2 separate regions of the Homo sapiens genome follow, and region 1 is linked to region 2. A link is an interaction called in ENCODE POLR2A ChIA-PET data of the cell type or tissue named here. Cell type or tissue: GM12878. All regions are shown on one strand. Each heading gives the region's core, and the rest is flanking DNA. Links, peaks and the distances in the headings are about the cores only. Region 1 overlaps ARHGAP15 (Rho GTPase activating protein 15). Region 2 has its middle 37 kb from the start of ARHGAP15-AS1.

Region 1 (4,401 bases), core at 174-4,173, 120 kb after region 2:
GATGGTCTGATTGGTGAGCAGGTCAGTTATGTATAAGTATCCTTATGAAAAGTACATGTCGGTTTCCAAGTTTGCCTATAAGAAACATTCTACATGAAGAATATTTTATAGAAATATTTTTCTCTCTTTTTCCACTTTCACACATTCTTGGGGAATCAGACAATTGGATATTGGTGCATGCATATTTGTGGCCAAGTTATACTTAAGTGCTAAATGGGGAAGTGTACCATGGCTTAGAGAGAGCTGAAATATTAAGGAGGAACAATTTATTTTTCTTACAACATAATCAGAACAAAATCTTCTGAAAAGGTTATAGTAAAGCAGTGTTTTTTTTCATTCAAATCAATACCACACCCACTCTTCCATAGCTTGTAAAATCAGGAAATAACACAAACACTTCAAGTGGAGAAACATCTAAAAATACAATTGGATACATTAAAATCGAAATGACACCTTTTCAGATCTGGTTTATTGATGTGTCATATTAGGAATTGGAATCAGCATACATAATACAGGAGTGGTTAATGAGCTAAGATTCATAAACAGCTTACTAAAGATGTGTCAACTGTCTTCAATTGATTCAGTGAGCATCTGAAAGACAGCATTTTCTATTAATATTTCTCCTTCAGCATATGTTTTTCTCATTATGAAGCGCTGAAGGTTCTGAGAAGACTTTGAGATATCACTAACTTTTTACATTATGACTGGTGGGAGGAGGAAGGAACTTTTTGTACTCTTAGGCAAACTGTATGTGAAGAGACTTATACAAAATCTTTCCAGAAGTAATGAACTCCATAATTCTTTCCCTCTTTCATTTGCATTTACTCCTGCCCTTATTCTATTATGATTTATTTTTGCCTCTATTCCATGAAATACCTCCATTTTAGTTCTCCACCCATATCCAAATAGCCTCTTCAATCTCTAAGCTGTGAACCCACAATTGCACACACAACTTTTTATAGTGCTTCGTTTTTTTCCATCCAATAGTGATTCTCAACTGTTTCTTACTAATACCCATTCCTCACCAACCTGCCCCCATCTTCTCAAACTACATCAAACTCATTGTTGTAAACAAGTTTAAAAAATGATTCCATGCTGTTCAGAGAAGTAACACCTACGTGATGTGAAATAGCCTTTAATGTTATGATAAGAATGTGGCTTTATAGTTTTGAGGGCACATTTTTCAAAATATGGTTTATGATAGTTACACTTGCATTCATCTGCATGAAATGTTGTTACTAAAGCACGTTTACAACCCAATGCCTTTTAGAAAAGAGATAAGATAAAGCTGTATATGATGATGGAAAAAGTTCTGTACAGTGAAGAACCTTGGATCCAATGTCCCTGGACACTTTTCTGTCCTTATCATCCATGCCTTTATTGTTCTTATAGCTTCATGTTAAATCACATTTAAAAATAAATTCTGCTTTGTTATATAGGTCCACTCAGAGGAAGAAAAGACCAGTTTATCCCAGTAATCAATGTATAGGGAGTAATATTCATCTCATTTGTCTACAGTTCTTAAAGGACAACTGTATTCCTTTGTTTTAAAGAGGTCAGTGGTACCACAGCTGTTCTGCTTCTGAAAGTTATTCTGAAATGTCTAATGCACCCTGTATGAAAAACATGGTAGTCCCTATATGTCAGAGCTATATTTGGAAGAATAGCAGTTCTCTAGTTTCTATTCAATTTATAGTTTTTGTACTGTGGCCATTTCCGAATTTAGTTAGAGACTGTGCTTGCTTACAGGAGGAAGGAGTATCTCCAGAGATCATTTTATTTGTTTCAGCATGCCTTACAACTGGATACAAACCTCTGAGGATACACTTTTTAATGCCAAAACTTGAGTTGCCCATTGAGGAGTCATCTCAGGGATGACAACAATTGCTTGATAAATATCTTTGAGTAACTCATAGTTGCTTTAAGAGGAGATGCTCTGGGGGCAAATTCAAATCTCACAAATAGATACAAATATACACATGCTTCAAACTCACATTATAAATAAGAAAATCGGTATATCCAGTGACATACCACTTCTCAGGAATCTGGAAAAGACTGGGTTAGAATTTTTGCTATGCTGTATGATTTTGGGCAAGTTGCTTGAACTATTGATGCTTCTAGTTCTTTACTTGAAAATACAGAAAAATTATACATCTTATTGGATTTTCGTAGAATTAAATATTTCAGTGCACATAAATGTACACATAGTAAGTGATCATTTAAGTAAGTCCCCTGTAAGTCCTCTTCCCTTAAAACATATTTCTTTCTCATTGTCTTCTCTATCATCCCTGATACATAACTGCTCCTGGTTCAAGGTTGTTTCTGAAATCAAATGAAGTCATACTTTTACTATTTAGTATGCTTTCCTAAAAGTAGGAACAGGGTACAGTATGTTGTAGCTTTGTAAATATATGGAATGCTGTCAATTATCAGAGAATTTGGTTAAAATTCCTAAGTAGTTACAGTATATCATAAATAGAAGTGTCATTGCATCATAAACAAGGAAAAACCACCGCCTTGAGCGTAGCCCGTAGTTGGCAATTTGCAATTTTTCAAGGTTCTGTGCCCTTCTCCCCAAACCCCAGAAAAGCCATATTTATATTTAATTAAAAGGAAGGCAATGTCAAATACATTGTAAGTTTGGCTTTTGATGTTGACAAACTGTGTCAAAACAGTTCAACCTGAGAAGAGAGGTACATTACTTGCAGGAAAGACCAAGCAGGAACTGAATCTATCTGACTCAAATAAGACATTTCTTTCTCTAGGGAGGATCACCTGAGAGTTGGAACTGATCACCTCTTTTCTACACCAGATTTCCTTGTATTCACAGTTTCTCCTTCCAGGAGATATTCATGTTTTGGCTGTTTTTTTGAATAAACAAGCCCTCTTAGGAAGAATTTAAAAAATGGGAACAACTCTTTATAGTCAATAATTGTCAGTATCAAAAATTACTCTGGCCAATTAATTGGCATAAGTTTATGGATTTGTTAAATGAGGGAAGCTTCAACTCACTGGCCCCTTTAGCACTGTTTCCAGAACCATTTCTGGTCCTGGTCCCGAAGGAATTAGACCATGTACAGCATGCTCTTAGGAGGGATGTTAAGAATGATCTTCTAAAGGGTAATCTCTGTTTCCTTCTACCTCTATCCCTGCTCTCTAGCCATAAATTATTAAAAATAAAGGTATAATTTCTTAAGAAATTATATATATATTATATATCTATCTTATATATAAATAAGAAAACCCTATTTATTCAGGCCTGTGTGCAACCTGTGGCAGATACAAAGTTGGTTGCTATCTTTTCATTTTACAATCTGGAGGGGCAGATAAATTACAAAAGGTGTCATAATAGATGTTTAAATATAAGGCATGTCATTATGTAGGTGTCAGTGAAGTTTATGTCTTTCTTCTAACTGAAGGGATCATCTAAGATAATTGTGAAACTCAAAAAGCTTCTGAGATGTTACTCATTCCAAAATAATTCAGATGTGTAATTGATACAAATCAACGAGTGTAAAATTCTATTTAATCAATTTCTGGAAGTCTTCAAAATTATTATGCTTAACTTCTTGATACATTCACAAATACATTCAGGAAAGTAATAATATCTTTTCTTTCTCATGTGGCTGTATCTATCTATGTTATGATGCACTATGATCTCACATTGGGGCGAGTTTGGAAAATGTATTCAAGTCTTAGTCTTTAAGTAACTTTTTTTTTTTTTTGGTAGACAAGGTCTGTCCCTGTCACCCAGGCTGGAGTGCAGTGGCATGATCTCAGCTCACTGCAGCCTCCCAGGTTCAAGCAATTCTCCCACCTCAGCCTCCCAAGTAGCTGGGACTACAGGCACTCACTGCCATGTCTGGCTAGTTTTTGTATTTTTTGTAGAGGTGGGGTTTCACCGTGTTGCCCAGTCTGATCTTGAACCCCTGGGCTCAAGCGATCCACCCGCCTCAGCCTTCCAAAGTGTTGGGATACAGACATGAGCCACCATATCCTGCTTAAGTAACTTTTAATAAAGGGGATATTGCTTTGGTCCAATCAATTTTAGGATGATAACATTTCCTCAGACTAACCAATCTGAAACCAGTTCTTAAACCAAACTTGCACTCCTCAGTTTTGTAGTGATGCCTCTATTTGTCTGAATTGGAGCGTAAGGCAGTGGCTGACACTCCAGCAGCAATCTTCACAGGAAAAGCATGATCCTATTGTCCTTCCTAGAATTTCTTGCTCTTCAAAGTAATTTTGGAGGTGTCATGGTGGCCAAGTACATTTCTGTAACCTACAAAGATACTAATTCATCCTTAGGCGATAGTCTGTGCTGAGAAAATAAAGCTCATGGGTTTATTTCTCTGAATTTCTCTAATTCAATTTTCCTGTGAAGATTTTCTTGAAACTATA
Region 2 (4,401 bases), core at 236-4,235:
TATAAATAGTTGTGAAATGCCTCTATAACTTTATAAGGAAGACAAAAACACCCAGTGCAGGGTTCATAACCTTAGCTTCTGAGTCTCTAGTGACCTTGACTTCCCCTCTCTTCAGCCATTAGTACGATTCAGAGGGCCAAGCCATCCTTTGAGCCATTTCCTTTCCAGGGCCTCTATTCGTGTTTGTTTTATTACTACTTCCTCTTTATTCAATGTCTTGATTTAACTAATAAGATATATAGGTGGCAAAATAGTAAACAAATATAAAATACATAATGACATTGTCTCTCCCCACCCCTAATTCCTTCTTTGCCAGAAAACACAGCATTTTGTCCCTCGTTCTAGAAATTTTCTTTGCCTCTTGCTTTTCATTTTTCTCTCTTCTAAAAAAACTTTTCTGGATGACTCCTTTCAATTCTTTAAGCTTTGTGTTTCATTTCTTTGACCACATGGTCCAAAGCTCCTGCTTCACCCAATTCCTTCTGACCTAGAACCACATTCCCCAGGCCTTTGGCCCTGGGACTGTCACCCTCTCTCTTCTTAGTCATCAAATGGCCCTTCCATTTTTCTTCTCTGCCTGTCTGATCAGTCTTTCAGTCACCCACCTACCTGCCCTCCAGAAACACTTCACTTCCTCCCCTTCTTCCGCCATGCTATGAATTCATTAACTGCTTGTCTACACTCACTTCAAGACAATGGTAGTAGAAGGGCAAGTTACAAAACTCTAATCTTGGAAATCACTATGAATTTCTATCATTTCCTATCGGCTTTGTTTTCCTCTTTTTGGTCTCAACTACCATTAGCTTGTGTGAGCACACTGACAGGTCTGGCAATATACGAAATGCTATACATGCATTATCTTATTGAATGTGTTCATTATTCCTTAAGAAAATAATGAGGGAACAATTACTCCCATTTTACAGATGAGGAAACATGTCTAGAGAAATTAAGTAGTTTGTCTAAGGTCTCATAACTTAGACTTGTGTGAGTAACTGAGGATGCATTCAGAAGTGGCCTGGCTAAGAGTTCAGCCACTGTGCCCTGCAGTCTCTCATGGCCTTTCTGTTCTCTGCCATCCCTTAAACTGATTCTCATCTGATTCTAGTAGTCTAGGTGACACCCTCCACCACCAGCCATAGCCATCACCAGGTTATGCTGCTTCCTAACTTACTGAGAACACGGAAGCTGCTCACATCTTCCTTTCCAATCGCCCTTCTTCTTCCCTTCCACACATCTGTGATCTACCTGTTTGTAATTAGTTATAAGCCAGAAGATCTAGGCTGTCTCCCTTATTCCTGAGCACATAGAGACCCAGAGAGAAGAAGCACTTGTCCAGGCTTCCGTGGTGGAGTAGAAGCTAAATGAGGACTAAAACACAGGCCTTGGATCCTCCGTGATCTTACTGCCCAGGGCTGCTTCCTAGAGGCTGCACTTTCAAATGGGCTCTTGGCCAAGATACCCTTTGTGTACTCCTTTGCCCTTCTCTTCCTTCTATCTTGCAGTCCCATAGTTTAATGAATGATTCCTTTTTCCATTGGTTCCTTCTCTCTGTTTACAGAAGTTTTTTTTTTTTTTTTTTTTCCTGAGATGGAGTTTCACTCTTGTCACTCAGGCCAGAGTGCAATGGTGCAATCTTGACTCACTGCAGCCTCCACCTCCTCGGTTCAAGCAGTTCTCCTGCCTCAGCCTCCTGAGTAGCTGGGATTACAGGTGGGTGCCACCATGCCTGGCTAATTTTTTTGTATTTTTTTTTTAATAGAGACGGGGTTTCGCCATGTTGGCCACGCTGGTATCGAACTCCTAGCCTCAGGAGACCCACCTGCCTATGCCTCCCAAATTGCTGGATTAAATGGGAGAGCCACCCCACCCAACCTGTTTACATAAGTTTTTATTTTCATTACCAAGAGATAAAAACAGAAAGCTCTCTCTTGTCTTTGCTCATTTTCTGCCTCTCTTTCTCCCTCTCTCGGTGCAAAATTTCATCAGTTAGTTGTTTCCATGCACTATGGTTTTTTTTTTTTTTTTTTTTTTTTTTTTTTTTTTTTTGAGGTGGAGTCTTGCTCTGTCGCCCAAGCTGGAGTGCAATGGTACGATCTCGGCTCACTGCAACCTCTGCTTCTTGGGTTAAAGCGATTCTTCTGCCTCAGCCTCCTGAGTAGCTGGGACTACAGGTGCATGCCACCATGCCCAGCTAATTTTTGTGTTTTTAGTAGAGACAGGGTTTCACCATATTGGCCAGGCTGGTCTCTAATTCCTGACCTTGTGATCCGTCTGCCTTGGCCTCCCAAAGTGCTGGGATTATAGGCGTGAGCCACCGCGGCCGGCCTCCATGCATTGCATTCTTTTTCACTCACTCATTCCTTCACGTCTTGCAATTTGACTTTCACACCAGCTTCCATATACCCTAGTTGAAACTCATTCTTAAAGATACAGTCTCTTTGTCAAATTCAGTCTCTACAGTTCAAAAAGTTTTCACAGCTGCAGCTGCTAGAAGCCCCTGCAGGTTTAAACTCAGATTCCTAACCTTAGGCAGAAATTTTTGGGTCTCTAGCCCCATGCTCTGAGACTATACAACTAGTTATCCATGTTGTCCTTTTTGCCTTGACTTTCTTCCAAATTCTTATATTGTCCAATTTCTGCCTCCCAGTTTTACTTCTTGTACTGGAATCTGTTTTGGAATCTGCCTAGAATCCCATATCATCTAGTTTCCTGGGGCATTGCCACTTTCACTAGAAAGCAGAATCCCACCCCTGCATTCCAGCCTGGCGACTGAGATTCTCCTAACCCCTGGTTGATGAATAACTGGGATGTGCCTCCACTAGCTCTACCTTTTTGAGTCTCTCATTATCACTTGCTCTTGGATTCTCCAGCAGATCACTTAATTCTGAAGAGTGCCAGCTACATCTCTGAACCACGCCAATGTTCTGTTGCTCTAGTAAACTTCCTCCCAGCAAATAGGTTTGTCCTCCTAGTGCTAGGGAGAGGTCAAATTCCAGATCCCAGTTTCTTCTAGATGGCTTATGCTAATGTGTTTAACTGGTCCATGCCTGGGCCTATCAATTGCAGACTTTATCAATTGCAGACTCTGTAAGCATTAAATCCTGCTGCTACTCCCACACTCTGGCCCCACCCATCTTTTCTCCCTCATTGCCTTGAATGACAACCCAATGTAAGTTCTCTTCCTGTGTTCCTGGTGGTGGTCTTATTTCTTTGGTTGTTCATAATATTCTCTCTTGTCTTTTTACTTTCTCTCATTTGGAATTCTCATTTATTCCTGTAACTTAGATATTTCACATGTCCAATACCACTAATGTCAATATGACTGCCAAGGGCTACACATACATTTACAACTCTCTACTCTTGAGCTTTTTAAAATAGATGTCCAAGAGACACATGCATATTAATTCACCCAATCAATCCACCATTTTCCAACACCATAAAAAACCAGTTTCTCTTGCTGTTTTCTCCCTACTATTCTAAAAACTACCATTTTTCTAGTTAAAATTTTGTGGTCATGATTGATTTTGCTGCTTTTTACATCCTATCAGTCACCACATCCAGTCACTTCCTTTTCATTGTCAATTGTATCTTGGCTTTCCTTTATTCTGGTTAAAGACTTCATACTCTCTTAGTTGAAAGCCACATTTTCTTGCATGGTTTCTCCTGGCTCTGAGTTATTCCTGTACCTGCTTTGACTCCATGTTCCATGTCACCATTGGACCAACCTTTCTAGAGTGGGGTTCTAATACATGATGTCTGCAAGAATTACTTTATAATATCTGGTTGCTATATGGATATTAGTTGTTCATCTTATTTTGTCACTGACTTGGTAAAGTATCTTTAAGTTCTCCTGATGCCTACTGAATAAAGACAAAATGTCACTGTCTAGCTTTTAAGATCCTCTGTAATATTTTCTAAGTTTGCCTTTCTAGATTTATTTTCTACTAATCCCAATGGATTACATTCTATCTAGCTGAAAGCCTTGCCATGTGTTGGACACATTCAATTTCTTTGGTGACTTGAACTCAGGTTCATGCCATTCTACCCCTCCTCCACCCAACCCCAGACTATCTCTGCCCCAGTGAGAGGGAAATAAGCTGAACAAATATCTAGCATTCTTTGGCAAAGGATGGCTATCATTAATTAAATTTTTAGGTTCAGCATTGGTCCATCTGCTAGTTTTGTACTTCTTTTTTGGGTCATGTTTGAACATTAAGTCGTAATCTTTCATCCACATGGATATCTTCAGAAGAATGAAAAGTAATACTATTGATCATGTAGCAGAGATAAAGGAGTTGGAGGGTTTCATTGATGACATACTAAATTTAAGCCAAGAGCATAAAGTAACAATTAAAAAGCTAGAAATATCTTAGGCTGCATAGATTGAAATTATCTTGTGAG

What was found. Peaks named below come from ENCODE experiments on the same cell type or tissue, not always from the same donor. Only the 100,000 strongest peaks of a DNase experiment are listed, where the experiment ranks them.
Region 1: POLR2A ChIA-PET joins it to region 2 with 6 read pairs; 2 of 35 experiments call an interaction of 5 or more read pairs at or near these places.

Annotation. Positions count from the first base shown.
Region 1 is chr2:143,695,188-143,699,588 of GRCh38, reverse strand. All of the region lies in intron 12 of ARHGAP15 (Rho GTPase activating protein 15), which reads right to left. The region is part of intron 4 of ARHGAP15-AS1 (ARHGAP15 antisense RNA 1); the gene reads left to right. Among named protein-coding and RNA genes, the nearest start is that of ARHGAP15-AS1, 79 kb to the left of the region's middle. In GM12878, for the core only: no CTCF peak of the experiment used is centred there; no DNase peak of the experiment used is centred there; H3K27ac peaks cover 397 bases.
Region 2 is chr2:143,810,986-143,815,386 of GRCh38, reverse strand. No RefSeq gene overlaps it. Among named protein-coding and RNA genes, the nearest start is that of ARHGAP15-AS1, 37 kb to the right of the region's middle. In GM12878, for the core only: no CTCF peak of the experiment used is centred there; no DNase peak of the experiment used is centred there.